Regions from separate parts of the Homo sapiens genome. Here region 1 is linked to region 2. A link is an interaction called in ENCODE POLR2A ChIA-PET data of the cell type or tissue named here. Cell type or tissue: Panc1. All regions are shown on one strand.

The links. Peaks named below come from ENCODE experiments on the same cell type or tissue, not always from the same donor. Only the 100,000 strongest peaks of a DNase experiment are listed, where the experiment ranks them.
Region 1: POLR2A ChIA-PET joins it to region 2 with 10 read pairs; 4 of 35 experiments call an interaction of 5 or more read pairs at or near these places.

The regions. Positions count from the first base shown.
Region 1 is chr17:44,444,472-44,452,471 of GRCh38, forward strand. All of the region lies in intron 3 of GPATCH8 (G-patch domain containing 8), which reads right to left. Among named protein-coding and RNA genes, the nearest start is that of GPATCH8, 55 kb to the right of the region's middle. In Panc1, no CTCF peak of the experiment used is centred here; no DNase peak of the experiment used is centred here.
Region 2 is chr17:44,685,129-44,693,128 of GRCh38, forward strand. It overlaps CCDC43 (coiled-coil domain containing 43), which reads right to left and starts at 4,648. Exons shown (of 5, transcript NM_144609.3): 1 at 4,422-4,648. The coding sequence starts at 4,625. LOC105371792 (a long non-coding RNA gene) reads left to right here. Exons shown (of 4, transcript XR_007065769.1): 2 at 2,726-2,895; 3 at 3,050-3,165; 4 at 3,813-3,885. It overlaps LOC124904010 (a long non-coding RNA gene), which reads left to right and starts at 4,653. Exons shown (of 2, transcript XR_007065770.1): 1 at 4,653-4,726; 2 at 4,867-5,182. RefSeq lists enhancers at 4,381-4,970, 4,639-4,778. In Panc1, no CTCF peak of the experiment used is centred here; a DNase peak (open chromatin) is centred at 4,793; H3K4me3 peaks cover 1,876 bases; H3K27ac peaks cover 1,509 bases.

The DNA.
Region 1 (8,000 bases), 240 kb before region 2:
AGTTTAAAGAAAAAAAAAAGGCCAGGCATGGTGGCTCACGGCTGTAATCCCAGCACTGTGGGAGGCCAAGGCAGGCAGACTACTTGAGGTCAGGAGGTCGAGATCAGCCTGGCCAACATGGCAAAACCTCGTCTGCATTTAAAATACAAAAATTAGCTGGGCGTGGTGGCATGTTCCTGTAATCCCAGCTACTTGGGAGGCTGAGGCAGGAGAATCACTTGAAACTGGGAGGCAGAAGTTGCAGTGAGCCGAGATCACACCATTGCACTCCAGTCTGGGGCAACAAGAGAGAATCTCCATCTCACGGGGGGAAAAAAAGTGGTAGCACTTTTGTGCCCTGAGTTTTACTTATGTTTATATCCATATCTGACACAGTATGTAGGCCAGAATGGCATTTAGTTAAAAAGCATTTGTTGACTCAGAGAATGAACATGTTCGTAGCGGGTCTGAAACTTGTTCAACTGTAAATACTTAGTCATCATGATGCGCGCCGCTTAACATCACAAGATACTAATGATTTAACTCTCATAATCAAGGAATTATTTTATCAAGTAGAACATATCACTATATTAGAAAGGTCTCCATATATCAAAAAATATGTAAACTTTTATAATGAAATATTTGAGTTTTACATTACTGGTCATTAGAGCCTTAAGGCTTGTTCAATTTCATTTCTTGTTATCACTCAGTAGTCAAGGAGAAGGAAGCATCAAATGTTTAAGAAAAAAATACTAAAGAACTTACATTCAACATATATCGACAAACTTTTAAAAAACTGAATTGGAAAGTTGCCATAACCAGTTTCAGTGAAGGAAAACCTCAAGTCAGCCCCCATAATAATGGTGTTTTCCAGGAAATTAGGTTTAGGGTAAGTGGTCTGTTAGAAATTCTGAAAACATTTTTCCTCTTTTTAAAAAACAGGTCACAGTAAAAATTAATGGCTTCCTTCAAGTACCCAGTACACTCCTATATACATGTAGGTAGACCAAAAATTACCAGTGAGCTCCAATCTATGTGAGTATTTCTTTTTCTTTTTTTTTTTTCCCCCCCTAAGATGGAGTTTCACTCTTGTTGCCTAGGCTGGAGTGCAACAGCGCGATCTCGGCTCACTGCAACCTTCACTTCCTAGGTTCAAGCGATTCTCCTGCCTCAAGCCTCCTGAGTAGCTGGGATTACAGGTGCCCGCCACCAGGTGGCTAATTTTTTGTATTTTTAGTAGAGACGGGGTTTCACCATGTTGGCCAGGCTGGCCTCGAACTTCTGACTTCAGGTGATCCACCCACCTCATACTCCCAAAGTGCTGGGATTACAGGCATGAGCCACTGTGCCCAGCCTACATGAGTATTTCTTGATTAATGAATTCCAAAAGAAAAAATATACTTGTAAAGAGTGGCAACATGAAACTCAGGGGATCTGAATTACAGTTCTGTCACTAATGGGGCATGTGACCCATTATTAGCTATTAATTTCTTTTTATTTTTAGAGACAGAATCTCACCCTGTTGCCTAGGCAGGACGGAATGCAGTGAAGTCATCATAGTTTACTGTAACACTGAACTCCTGGGCTCAAGTGATCCTCCCACCTCAGCCTCCTAAGTAGCTAGGACTACAGGCACTCACCACCATGTGTGGCTAATTAAAAAAAAAAAAATTTTTTTTTGTAGAGATGGTGTCTCACTATGTTGCCCAGGCTGGTTTCAAACTCCTAGCCTCGAGTTATCCTTCTGCCTCAACCTCACAAAGTGCTGGGATTACAGGTGTGAGTCACCATGCCGCCTATATTAGTTTCGTGATCCAAAAATAGAGGAGTTAAAGGCCAGGCGCAGTGGCTCACGCCTGTAATCCCAGCACTTTGGGAGGCCGAGGCGGGCAGATCACGAGGTCAGCAGATCGAGACCATCCTGGCTAACACGGCGAAACCCAGTCTCTACTAAAAACACAAAAAATTAGCCAGGCGTGTGGCAGGCGCCTGTAGTCCCAGCTACTCGGGAGGCTGACACAGGAGAATGGTGTGAACCCGGGAGGTGGAGCTTGCAGTGAAGCCGAGTTCACACCACTGCACTCCAGCCTGGGCGACAGAGTGAGACTCTGTCTTAAAAATAAAGGAGTTAGACAAATCTATAAGGTTCACTTCACAATTCTAAAGTTTGAAGAGTGGAAAATATTTGAGTAGAAAATATCTGGGGGGATTATGTAGACAGCAGCCAGTCTTGTGATACTATAATAAGCCAACAATCAAATGCCTTCTTAAACTTACTATTGTTTTTCCATAGCTACACTGAAAATTTTACTATTCCAGGATCACTCCATTACCCCAAAACTTTCCAGCCTCATTTAACTTTCCACTGCAACTCCTCCATTTCATCTATTTTTTTTTCCTTAAAGACTGAGTCTCACTCTGTCACCCAGGCTGGAGCACAGTGTCACAATCTTGGCTCACTGCAACCTCCGCCTCGCAGGTTCAAGTGACTCTCCTGCCTCAGTCTCCTGAGTAGCTGGGATTACAGGCATGCATCACCATGCCCAGCTAATTTCTTTGTGTTTTAGTAGAGATGGGGTTTCACCATGTTGGCCAAGCTGGTCTCGAACTCCTGACCTCAAGTGATCTGCCCGCCTTGGCCTCCCAAAGTGCTGGGATTACAGGTGTGATCCACCGCACCTGGCCTCCATTTCATGTTTAATAAAAAAAAATTTTTTTTTTTTTAAGACAGTCTCACTCTGTTGCCCAAGCTGGAGTACAGTGGCACACTCTTGGCTCACTGCAACCTCTACCTCCTGGGTTCAAGCAATTCTCCTGCCTCAGTCAGCCTCCTGAATAGCTGGGACTACAGGCACGTGCCACCATGCCTGGCTAATTTTTGTATTTTTAGTAGAGACAGGGTTTCACTATATTGGCCAGGCTGGTCTTGAATTCCTGACCTCGTGATCTGCCCGCCTCAGCCTCCCAAAGTGCTGGGATTACAGGTGTGAGCCACCGCACCCAGCCAATAAACTTCTTCCTATATTTTTCTAGGCAATCCCTAAAAAAGACTGGGCTGCAAAGCTTAGCTCTCCAATAAGAGATAATAGCTAGACACTTGTGTGACTTTTGGCAAGCAGAGCCTGAGTCTCAGCAGCCTCCTCTGCAAAATGAAAATATTATCACCACCTTTTTTTTTTTTTTTTTAAGACAGGTTCTAGCTCTATGGCTCAGGCTGGAGATTAGAGTGCAGTCACACAATCATAGCTCACTTGCAGCCTCAAACTCCTGGGCTCAAGCAATCCTCCTGCCTTAACCTCCCAAGTAGCTAGGGCTACAGGCATAAGCCATCACACCACACCTACCCCATCCCCCTTTTTAGGACTGGCATACAGACCAAAAGAGACAACAAATGGAAGATATTTTGTAAACTTTAAATCACTATGCAGAACGCTCAAGGGTTCAGAAAATAAAGAAATTAGTCTTCCTTTTATTTCCAAATTAGACATTTTGGGGGTGTTTGTTTGTGAGACAGGGTCTCACTCACTCTGTTGCCCCAGCTGGAGTACAGTGGCGTGATCTCAGCTCACTGCAACCTCTGCCTCCCAGGTTCAAGCGATTCTCCTATCTCAGCCTCCTGAGTAGCTGGGATTACAGGAGCCCACTACCAAGCCCGGCTAATTTAAATTTGGCATTTTTGAAAGTAAATACCTTAAAATGAAAGATACTCTAAAACAGAATCTGTGATAATTTCCAAATGTTTTACATACAATTTGATGGTAATGAAACAACCCCATTTACAGATGGAGAAAATTATTATCTATGATCAATAATCAAAGTATTACAGGCTGGGTATGGTGGCTCACGCCTATAATCCCAGCACTTTGGGAGGCTGAGGCAGGATGACAGCTTGAGCCCTGGAGTTCCAGACCAATCTAGGCAACATAGGGAGACCCTGTCTCTATGAAAAAAATTTAAAAATTGGCCAGACATGGTGGCAAATGCCTATATTCCCAGCTACAGCTACACAGGATGCTGAGGTGGGAGGATCACGTGAGCCAAAAAAAAAAAAAAGGGGGGGGGGGGAAGAAGGAGGAAGAAGAAGAAGGAAGAAGAAGAGGAAGAGGAAGAAGAAGAGGAAGAGGAAGAAGAAGAAGAAGAAGAAGAAACAAACCACTATCACTATATACCCTTTTGCTCACTTAAGAAGCTTCCTGGACACTCCACTCTCTTGCCTAAGTATCCTACTAACCCAGTGTCATTTTAATAAGGCAAACTAACCTAGGTCCAAAAGTCTATGAATACTAAGATAGGAAACAATGTAAATTAGGCTAAGGCTAAGACTATAAAAAAAAAAAAATAAACAGCACTATACTACTTTAGTGTAACCAATACATTTTGGATAAATTTAAAAAAAAAAACTGTCCACCCTATTTACTATAATGAAGGTAATTTTCTTAGAAGCCTGTTATTCATATGGTCCAAAAGAATGTTTTTCTAGCCCTGATCCATTCTATTTGCATTAAAAAATGGGGCAAGGGGATATTTAAAATATCATTTCCTGGGCTAGGCGTGGTGGCTCACGCCTGTAATCCCAGCACTTTGGGAGGTTGAGGCGGGTGGATGACCTTAGGTTAGGAGTTCGAGACTAGCCTGGCCAACATGGTGAAACCCTGTCTCTGCTAAAAAATACAAAAATTAGCCAGGCGTGATGGCACATGCCTGTAATCCCAGCTACTTGGGAGGCTGAGGCAGAAGAATCACTTGAACCCGGGAGGCAGAGGTTGCAGTGAGCCGAGATCGCACCACTGCACTCCAGCCTGGGCAACAATAGCGAAACTGTCTCCAAAAAATAAATAAATAAAATAAAATATCATTTCCTGAACCCTACCCCAGACCTGCTGATTTATGCTGGTCAGAATCGACATTAAATTTTTTGCTTGTTTTCTTTTTCAGTAGATACAAACTCTTGCTATGTGGCCCAGGCTGGTCTTGAACTCTGAACTCAAGCCATCCTCCCACCTCAGCCTCCCAAAGTGCTGGGGTTACAGGCGTGAGCCCCTGCACTCAGCCTCAGAATCTACTTTTTTTTTTTTTTTTTCCTGAGACAGAGTTTCACTCTTGTTGCCCAGGCTGGAGTGCAATGGCGTGATCTTGGCTCACCGCAACCTCCGCCTCCCAGGTTCAAGCAATTCTCCTGCCTCAGCCTCCCGAGTAGCTGGGATTACAGGCATGCACCACAACGCCCGGCTAATTTTGTATTTTTAGTAGAGACGGGGTTTCTCCATGTTGAGGCTGGTCTTGAACCCCTGACCTCAGGTGATCCGCCCGCCTCAGCCTCCCAGAGTGCTGGGATTACAGGCGTGAGCCACTGCACCCGGCCTGAATCTACATTTTTAACAAGAACCCAAGGTGATTCTGCTGAAAGCCATAAGACTAATAATGGAAAAAGCACTGGGGTAGAAGTAAGAAGACTTGTTTAGTAAAGGTAGCTCCTATCCTTAGCAGTTTCACCTCAGATAAACATTTAAGTTTCTCAATCTTTTAAGTGGCATTATGTCTTATTCTATATACTGGAGAGAGAAATATATAGGTATATAAAACATATAGCCATATTTAATTCCTGACACCCCCAAATCTTGTAAAAATATGGCTATATGGAGGGTATAGCAAGGTCACAGTGCTTACTAGTTGCAGAGTTAGAATTGAACCCAGGTGAAATTTCAGATGAGCTCACAAAGTAGTAACTTGCGGTTCAAATACAGCCTGGTATGTTTTGTTTAATTTCATTATTTTAGACTTCAAGCCAACATTTATCAATTAGAACATTTCACAGAAAAGGAATCTGAATTCCTGGCTGCTTTTAACAATTTTAGAAGATCCAGCAACACTGAGATTATAATCTTAGGTGGCAACAATTACCTTCTCTAAACACAGCAAAACTCACACCACTTGCTATTGTCTCACACTCACTCAATTTCAACAACGTATGCTATCATCGGGCCCCAACTCCTACTTCAGGTCTACATTCTTTGCTCCCTCCTTTTGAACCAAATGGGATTTACAAGAAAACCAAGTGGGATTTCTATCTACTGGTTTGGGAAGATTTAGTGAGAAAGGAAATACTGGATTTAAAACTAATAAACTACATTTGAAATACTACATAAAAATATATTACACTTTGTTCTCTTTTCCGAGTGTTTTAAGTGCCATTGTTTTGAATTTTGGTGGTAAATTTTAAATGAACTTTTGAAAGATTTTAATAAAATATGTTTATTATAAAACACTTTTTACTTTATGTTCTTATCATTTTCAGATTTCATTCCACTTTAAAATACCAACGCTTCTCATGGAAGAATAAAGAGATTCCACTAACTCACAGACACCTGTACTCCATGTATCTATCAGCAAGTATAGATGCACAGATAGAAAATAGTTGGTTGCTTCTTTATTCTCACAATCTGAGACTTTTCACTTGTTAATTATTATAAAAAATTTGAAATTATAACTTAAATTGCTCAATTCTCTATTAAGCTTCCACTGTACCTTTAACTTCACAATTAAAACAATCATTATACTGTATTAAATTTGTTACATTATTTGTTTCCCTATTAGAAATAAACCTCTGGAGGGCAGAGGTTCTATCTTATTCACTCTTAAAGACTTAGTACAGATCTGGCACATTCTTTTTCTCTTTTTCTTTGGAGACAGAGTCTTACTCTGTCACCCAGGCGGCTCACTGTAACCTCCGCCTCCTGAGTTCAAGCTATTCTCATGCCTCAGCCTTCCAAGTAGCTGGGATTACAGGCGTGCACCAACATGCCTGGCTAATTTTTGTATATTTTGGTAGAGAGGGTTTCGCCATGTTGGCCAGGCTGGTCTTGAACTCCTAGCCTCAAGTGATCCACCTGCCTCGTCCTCCCATAGAGCTGTGATTACAGTCGTGAGCCACCACACCCAACCCAGATCTGGCACCTTTTAAGCATGCAATAAACATATGCAGAATACAAAACAAGAAAAACAGCAACAGAGAATACATAAATGCACAGTAATTACTATCCTTTAGGAATTTACAGTCTACTGAATTAGGTAAAAGAGACACATCAACAAAAATTATACAAGATTGAATATTTAAAATGCCACAGGAGAGAAACAGAAAGTAGAAGTCAGGGAGGAAATTATAGTATGAGACATAAGTTACAGTATTTTCTTTTTCCCTGGACACCAATTTCCATCCCTAAATATTTGGCAAAAGTTCTTACCACTCAACTTTAGCCTTAAGTTTCTAGTGAATTTATACTCATCATGAAGAATATATATGACCACTTCAAGTGCCCTACGAGAATATATCACATTCAGAATTATCTCCACTTTTTCTGGCCTGAATAACTACTGTATATTTCAATTCGGTGGCACTGGTATTTCTCACCACCATCATATCTCTCCAGGATAGGGAAGTAAGCTAGCACCTACAGTTTAGGTACATTACAGCATATTGGTTAAAAGCATAGGTTTTGGCACCAAGATTCTACCACTTATCTGCTGTAAGATCTTGGGCAGGCTGGGCGTGGTGGCTTAAGCCTGTAATCCCAGCACTTTGGGAGGCCGATTCGGGCGGATTGCCCGAGGTCAGGAGTTTGAGACCAGTCTGGCCAACATAGTGAAACCCCGTCTCTAATAAAAATACAGGAAAATTAGTCAGGTGTGGTGGCATGCACCTATAATCTCAGCTAGTTGGGAGGCTGAGGCAGGGGAATTGCTTGAACCAGGGAGGTGGAGGTTGCAGTGAGCCGAGACTGCACCACTGCACTCCAGCCTGGGTGACAGAGCAACACTCCGTCTCAAAAAAAAAAAAAAAAAGAAAAAAAAAAAAAGGAAAAAAGATCTTGGGCAAAGATCTTTTGGTAAAATGCTCTTTGGGTAAAATGGGAGTATCTACCTCAAAGAGGATTTAAGTTAGAAAATCCATGTCCAAGCACTCAGTAAACACTTAATAAATGATGGCTATTATAAAAGATTAACACTAAATCTAGTGAATAGGG
Region 2 (8,000 bases):
AAAGTATATTCCTTCTGTCTAACTGCAATTTTATACCCTTTGATCAACAATCTTCCCTTTTCCCATCCACCTCCCCCAATTCTTTTGGAGCAAAAACCTGTTCCCTAAGTCAAAACTCCTCTGTGAAATATTCCTTGGCTGACGTATACAATTCAGAACCTTCCCTAAGGTTATCAACTTTCATGCTAGATCATATCCATTAGCTTGCTGACACATAATAAAGAGGAGATACATGACAAAATGGTCTCTTGTCCAACCATCCCGCTGTCCATTTTAGAGAAGCATACATATTCTGCATACCAACCAATCTCCCTCCTCAGCATGATATAACAAAAATCTTGTCTTTAGTGTTAGAGATACTTAAGTTCAAATCCCAGATCTGTGAGGAAGTTTCTTAACTTTCTGATCTTCACATCCTCCCAGGATTTTACTGAGGATAAATGAAAATGTATATAAATGCCTACCCTACTTGTCAAAGAACAAGCATCTAATAAACACGAGCACTTCCCTCCATCTTCATTACGGCTGCATTCCCCACCTTCACGTTCTACCTCTCAGGGCAAGCTGTCAGCATTCACATTTATTAAGCATTTACCATGTGCCAGGCACTGCTCTAAAAGCCTTACATGAGAACTCTCAATTATTAAAATAATGCCATTAAGTACTATTTTACTCTCAATTTATAGAAGAGGAAACCAAAGCACAGAGGTTAATTACTTTGCCCAAGGTCTTACAAGTAATAATGGATTAAACACAATTTGAACCCCAGCAGTTTGGCTTAGAGCCCATGTTCTTTTTTTTTTGAGACGGAGTCTCGCTCTGTTGCCCAGGCTGGAGTGCAGTGGCGCGATCTCGGCTCAATGCAAGCTCTGCCTCCTGGGTTCACGCCATTATCCTGCCTCAGCCTCCCAAGCAGCTGGGACTACAGGCGCCCGCCACCACGCCCAGCTAATTTTTTGTATTTTTAGTAGAGACGGGGTTTCACCATGTTAGCCAGGATGGTTTCGATCTCCTGACCTCGTGATCCGCCTGCCTTGGCCTCCCAAAGTGCTGGGATTACAGGCGTTAGCCACCGCGCCCAGCCGAGCCCATGTTCTTAACCATCTCCCAAAGAAAAGTGGAGAGTCAGAACACAGACTTATTATGTATATCCTTATTTTGTACCCAGCAAAGGATTTCTTCCTCTACCTTGCATCCTTTTAGCTACATGCTAGACACACAGAACTTCCTTGGTCCAGAGTTTCAATAGTTCATGGGTTTCCCCCAACCCCCACCAGCAAGAAAAGCAAAGAAACAGAAAAAGAAAAAAGGATGAGAAAGTGGTACAGCTCTTTTAAAATCCCCCACCAAAAGAAAAAGAATGGCAGGAAAAGGAGCAGCAGAGAGGCAAAAGAGAACGGGAACTCTTAAGAGGACAAAGTGGTTTATTTCCTCAGTCTCCTCATCCAAATCAATGTAGTTCAATCATCCATTCCTTCATTTATTTATACAGAAGGTGCCTGCTATGTTCAAGGCACTAAGAGGAAAGTTTATCCTACTTACAATGCTCCTTTTTCCCTGGCACTTATCACTTTGTAACATACTATATAATTTACTAGTGATGCTTTTCCATGCTAGAATGTAACCGCATGAGGGCAGGAATTTCTATCTGTTTTATTCTTTGAAGTGCCCCAAGCACTTAGGGTAGTGCCTGGCATACGGTAATCCATCAATAAAAATTTGATAAATCAATCAACCAATGCAAGTACTATTGAAGAGAAGGATGATAAAAGTTTTTGTTTACTGTTATTTGCTCCTAACTATATGCCACTGTTCTTGAATTTTACCTCAGATTATTGCTAACAAACTTCTAAATTCCTCATATTAAATCCTAGCCCAAGTCAGGCACAGAGGCTCACATCTGTAATCTCAGCACTTTGGGAGGCCAAGGCAGGAGGATGTCTTGAGCCCAGGAGCATAAGACCACCCTGAGCAACATGGCAAAACCCTGTCTCTACAAAAAAAAATTTTTTTTTTTTAATTAGCCAGGCATGGCTGGGTGTGGTGGCTCACGCCTATAGCCCCAGCACTTTGAGAGACTGAGATGGGTGGATCACTTGAGGTCAGGAGTTTGAGACCAGCCTGGTCAACATGGTGAAACCCCATCTCTACTAAAAATATAAAAATTAGCCAGGCATGGTGGCATATGCCTGTAATCCCAGCTACTCGGGAGGCTGAGAATCACCTGAACCCAGGAGGCAGAGGTTACAGTGAGCCGAGATTTTGCTACTGCACTCCAGCCTGGGTGACAGAGTGAGACTTTGTCTCAAAAAATAAAACATAAAACATAAAAAAAAAAGTTAGCCAGGCATGATATGTGATGGCAGGTGCCTGTAGTCCTAGCTACTTGGGAGGCTGATGAGAGGGGATTGCTTGAGTCCAGTCGTTCAAGGCTACAGTGAGTTATGATCACATTACTATAACAGAGCGAGACTCTCTTAAAAAAAAAAAAAGGCAAACTAATGTCTACCTTTATCAACAGAAACAGCTCCAAATAATGATGGACTGATCAAGAAGCTGGTACCAAGAAGTCTCAAAGTTATTTCAACAGCTTCATGGAGTGTTTAGAAACTTCCCAGCTGTAAATAAAAACTACCTTAAATTGCTTGCCTCCTACTCTTTCTCCCTATAATCTGTAATGTTGTGGTCCAAAAAAAGAATTGATTCCACTGTCTTGTATTTCCAGTGAACTTCCAAGCTTCCTCACAGGCTGTGTTAAAGTTTTCCCATTTATAAGCCAATCTTGCCAGAAGAGGCTCTGGAACTCAAATGGGTTACTGCCAGAAGAATCTGGGACAGCTGCACTAGTGTTATATTTCAACCATGTACCCAATCTATGAACTGCTTCCACCAAATGTGAGTGATTTTTTCCTAGCACTTGTTTCCGCTTTCACAAAACACTTTTGGATTTGAAAATGTTTCTGCCTTCTACCCTTTTAAAAAAATGAGATATGAATATGTACATTTATATCTATATATATTTATACTAATTTTTTTTTCTTTGAGACAGGGTCACTCTGTCACCCAAGCTGGAGTGCAGTGGCACAATCACGGCTCACTGCAGCCACAGCCTCCTAGGCTCAAGTGATCCTCCCACTTCAGACTTCTGAGTAGCTGGGACTACAGGTATGCGCCACCATACCTGGCTAATTTTTTAAATTTTTTTGTAGAGACAGGGTCTTGCTATGTTGCCCAGTGTGGTGTGGAACTCTTGGCCTCAAGCAATCCTCCCACCTCAGCCTCCCAAAGTGGTGAGATTACAAACATGAGCCACTGTGCCCCACCTCATGGTACATTTTGATTCTATTACTAGCCTTTCAAAATTGGTTTTGAGAATAACAAAGAACCCATTTTTCTAACCTGTCCATTGTAATAAATGCCAGAGGATAAAGCCTTTGATGGACAGACAGGTGGCTCTCACAGTAGCAATCAGGTATCCAGGATCTCCTCTAATCCATGAATGCAGAGACAACTCTAGCTTCTACAGCATTTAGTGATGATTCAAGTAAATTTTATTTTTAAGCTTGTATTTAAAAGGAAACAATTTGTTAGACAGCCACAGGTAGCACCTACAACCAATTTAATCTGTAATAACCAGTCTAATAAGTGTGTATGTTGGAGGTGTGGGAAGTGAAGATGAAGGCAGCAGAAATGATCAGGTTGAAAAAGTGGACATCTGGGTGACTTACTATGTAAACATAGCTTAAAGTACACATTTCTGAATACCTTGCTTCTAACAGGCTAAGGACTAAGTTTCTCTCTCTTCGTTAAAGCTCTGATCTCTCTCATACCCTCCTTCCCACCACCAATGATTACTGTAAATACTGTAATGGATCAAGCACGACGTTTGCTTCAGTTCTGCGTGGGCATGAAAAGACTTCTACCACCAGCTTACCTTTTATGGACTCCTACATCCATATAAGAATCAAAAGGGCACTTCCTGCAGGCTTCTGTCATGGGACAGCCCTGGGAACTGCCTTGTAATAGGCACAGACCTCCCAAGAGCATTTTAATACCCCCAGTGAACACTGTAAACGGATGGAAATGGAATTGGTCGTCAGATATTTATGATAACATTCCCATTCTGACATTTCAATGCCTTCGGAAGAACCCTCCTCGGCTCACTCACAAGCATCGGAGAGGGCCTTGTCCCCAAGAATACGAGAAAGCCCTTCCTCTCTGTGTACCTGCAGCTTTCAGGCTTCCCACACCTGGTTGGGGAGCAACCTCCTTCCCCCGCCGCCCAGATATCAGAGGAGTATACCTCTCCCAGGTGAGACCACTGAGCCTCTGGGATACCCGGTAGGGGAGGGAGGGTGCAAAGTACTGACAGGTCCTCAGATGCTGGCCAGAGGCTGAAGGAATGTGTCCAGGCTACTCACCAGGAAAGCAGAGAGGATCCCCTGCAGAGCGTCCAGCTTCTCTTCTTCCTCCTCCTCCTGCAGGATACCCAAGATGTAGGCTCCATAAACGGCTCGGTCCACTCCCAGTGCCTCCAACCGTCCGTCCAGCCAGGAGCCAAAGCCGCCGCCTCCGCCATCGCCTTCGCCAGGGGCTATCGCGGCCACTTCGCTGGGCGCCGCCATCTTGGGGTCAGGGTCCTGCAAGCCCCTAGGGCGCCTACCGCAGTGCCTGACGGGCCGCGCCGCAGGTCCACCGCGCATGCCTGAAGAGGAAGCCCAGGCCCGTAAGTGCAAAGAGCGCAGCCGTGTCGGCCGGCTTGAGAGTTTTGTGCTTTCTAGATGAAGCGCGTCTTCGCATACGTGCGGTCGCGTGATCTCACAAGATGCTTGGCATGTGAGTATTCTTAACAGACTCATTCTACAGTTCGGGAAGTTGAGAGAGGTGCAGTAATTTGGCCAAAGTCACGCGGCTAATAACTACCCAGGACTGGAGCTCAGCGTGGATGCCATCGCTTCCTCCACCCGACCGAGCTGCCTTCCCCGCGCTTTCGGGGGATGCTGGCCGCCCACTCCCACACAGCTGTCTGGCAAGAACCTCCTGACAGCCTGGAATACCCTCGTCGTCGCTACCGACGGCTACCACCTTCACCTGTACAAGCCCTTCCCTGTCAAAGTAAAGGTTGCAGAAAACCTTCCCTGATTCCATGGTAGGCACTCAGTAAATAAACAGGCAACCTCAAGTTATTTCTTCCACTCATTGATTCAACGCGTGCACGGGACTATTCTTTGAGAAGCGTACCCCACCCTCTGCTAGGCACTGTGCCAAAAGCTTTTCATGCATTATCTCTTGTAATCCTCCCTACAGCCCTGTGGGGAGATGCTTTTATTGTCCACATTTTAAAGATAAGGAGACAGGCCGGGCGCCATGTCTCACGCCTGTAATCCCAACAGTTTGGGAAGCCGAGGCGGGTGGATCACCTGAGGTCAGGAGTTCGAGACCAGCCTGGCCGACATGGTGAAACCCCGTCTCTAGTAAAAATACAAAAATAAGGCCGGGCACGGTGGCTCACTCCCGTAATCCCAGCACTTTGGAAGGCCAAAGTGGGCAGCTCACCTGAGGTCTGGAGTTCGAGACTAGCCTGACCAAAATGGAGAACCCCCGTCTCTACTAAAAATACAAAATTAGCCGGGCGTGGTGGGACATGCCTGTAATCCCAGCTACGTGGGAGGCTGAGGCAGGAGAATCGCTTGAACCCAGGAGGCGGAGGTTGCGGTGAGCAGAGATCGTGCCATTGCACTCCAGCCTGGGCAACAAGAGCGAAATTCCGTCTCAAAACAAACAACAACAACAACAAAAGCCAGGTGTGGTGGCGCGGGCCTGTAATCCCAGCTACTCAGAATCGCTGGAACCCGGAAGGCGGAGGTTGCAGTGAGCCAAGATCGCGCCGCTGCACTCCAGCCTGAGCGACAGTGAGACTCCATCTCAAAAACAAACAAACAAACGAACAAACAAAATCACTAAAGATAAGGAGACAGATATGGAGAGAGTCACACAACTAGAGGGCGCCTAACCAGTGGCAAGAACTCTTCTTTGGCAGAGTTATGAGAGCTTCAGCTGACGTCAAAACACCTGGCTCTGGGCTGGAATGAATTACCCAAGAATTTGGTTGGCTTTAGCTGAAGTGCAGAGGAAGCTGGCAAGGTCCTGGCTAACTCCTTCCTCAAATATGTACTGAGTACCTTCAGTATGGCATTGTTGCTGGCACTGAAAACACAAAAATGAATGTCACAAAATATATGTCCTCAGGGGTTTTTAATCCATTAGGAACAGACATGTTTAAACAAATGATGACAATATAGTGATATAAATGTTTTAATGGAGCTTTATCTAGCGGAGATTGCAGTAGGATGCCTAGAAGATTGAGTTAACTTTACCTGTTGGAGTGGAGTTGGAAGCAGGTGGGGAGAGGTTCATAGGAAATCCAGGAAGGCTTCCCAGTGGAGATGATGCTTGAACTTTCTTGAAGAATGGTAGGAGTTCTTTACATAAAGGGACTGGAGGGAAAAAGGGGGTAGATCCAGATGCAGGGGAACTGTGAATTCAAAGGCTTGCTAGGGGGCCTCCAGAGAGTCATGTATGGCTTGAGCTACAGGATTCAAATAGAAGATATTCAGGGGATAACAACAAAAAAAGAAGGAAAGGAGTTTGTATACCTTGCAGAGGTCCTCTTATTGCAGAGGTCTACCCTTAGTGGCATTGGGATTATGTAAATGAATGGACACTAAATGAATGGCACAGATACAAATGTAAGAAATATGGCAGAGTGTGAATTTTAGTTGCGTGGCTTCTGTGTGCTCGCTGAGTTAGATAGAATGTGACACTAACAGAGTCAGAGGCCAGAGTCAGCCTCCAAAGGCTTGCCTCTTTTTCAAGTCCTCAGTTATTCTTTCTAATCTAGTAGCTGTCTTGCAGGTAGGGCTTGTCAGTTCACAGACCTGGGTGCCATCATGGCTCAAGGATGATAGCTGGTCAGTGCAGAGCCCCCAAACCAGAAAAACATCACAAAATTTTGTTTTTTAGAAATACAGCCTCACAAGAAGTTTCAAAAATAGTACATAGAGTCCTGCACACCTTCACCCAGTTTCCCCCAATAGTAACATCAAACATAAAGACAGTATAATAGTAAATCAGGAAATTGATATAGGTATTATGCAATAAGGTTTTTTTGGTTTTTGTTTTGAGGTGGAGTCTCACGGTTGTCGTCCAGACTGGAGTGCAGTGGTATGATCTCAGCTCACTACAACCTCCGTCTCCTGGGTTCAAGCAATTCTCCTGCCTCACCCTTCCATGTAGCTGGGATTACAGGCACCCAGCACCACACCCGGCTAATTTTTTTCCTATTTTTAGTAGAGATAGGGTTTTGCCATGTTGGCCAAGCTGGTCTCAAACTGCTGATCTCAGGTGATGCACCTGCTTCGGCATCCCAAAGCGCTGGGATTACAGGCATGAGACACTGCTCCTGGCCATAATGCAATAAGGTTTTTTGAAAGCATCAACAAGCTTCTCAAAAACTGAATCAAGGTTCTCCAGACCCTAAATTTTAAGAATATCCTCAATGGCTATTTTACTACAAAAGTAACATAGCTCATGCTTTAAAAAATATTATATAAGGCCAAGCACGGTGGCTCACGCCTGTAATCCCAGCACTTTGGAAGGCCAACGCGGGTAGATCAACTGAGGTCGGGAGTTCGAGACCAGCCTGGCCAACTGGTGAAACCCCATCTCTACTAAAAAAATACAAAAAAATGGCCCTGCGCGGTGGCTCACACCTGTAATCCCAGCACTTTGGGAGGCCGAGGCGGGCAGATCACGAGGTCAGGAGATCGAGACCATCCTGGATAATAGGTGAAACCCCGTCTCTACTAAAAATACAAAAAAAAATTAACTGGGTGTGGTTGCGGGCGCCTATAGTCCCAGCTACTAGGGAGGCTGAAGCAGGAGAATGGCGCGAATCCGGGAGGCAGAGCTTGCAGTGAGCCGAGATCTGACCACTGCTC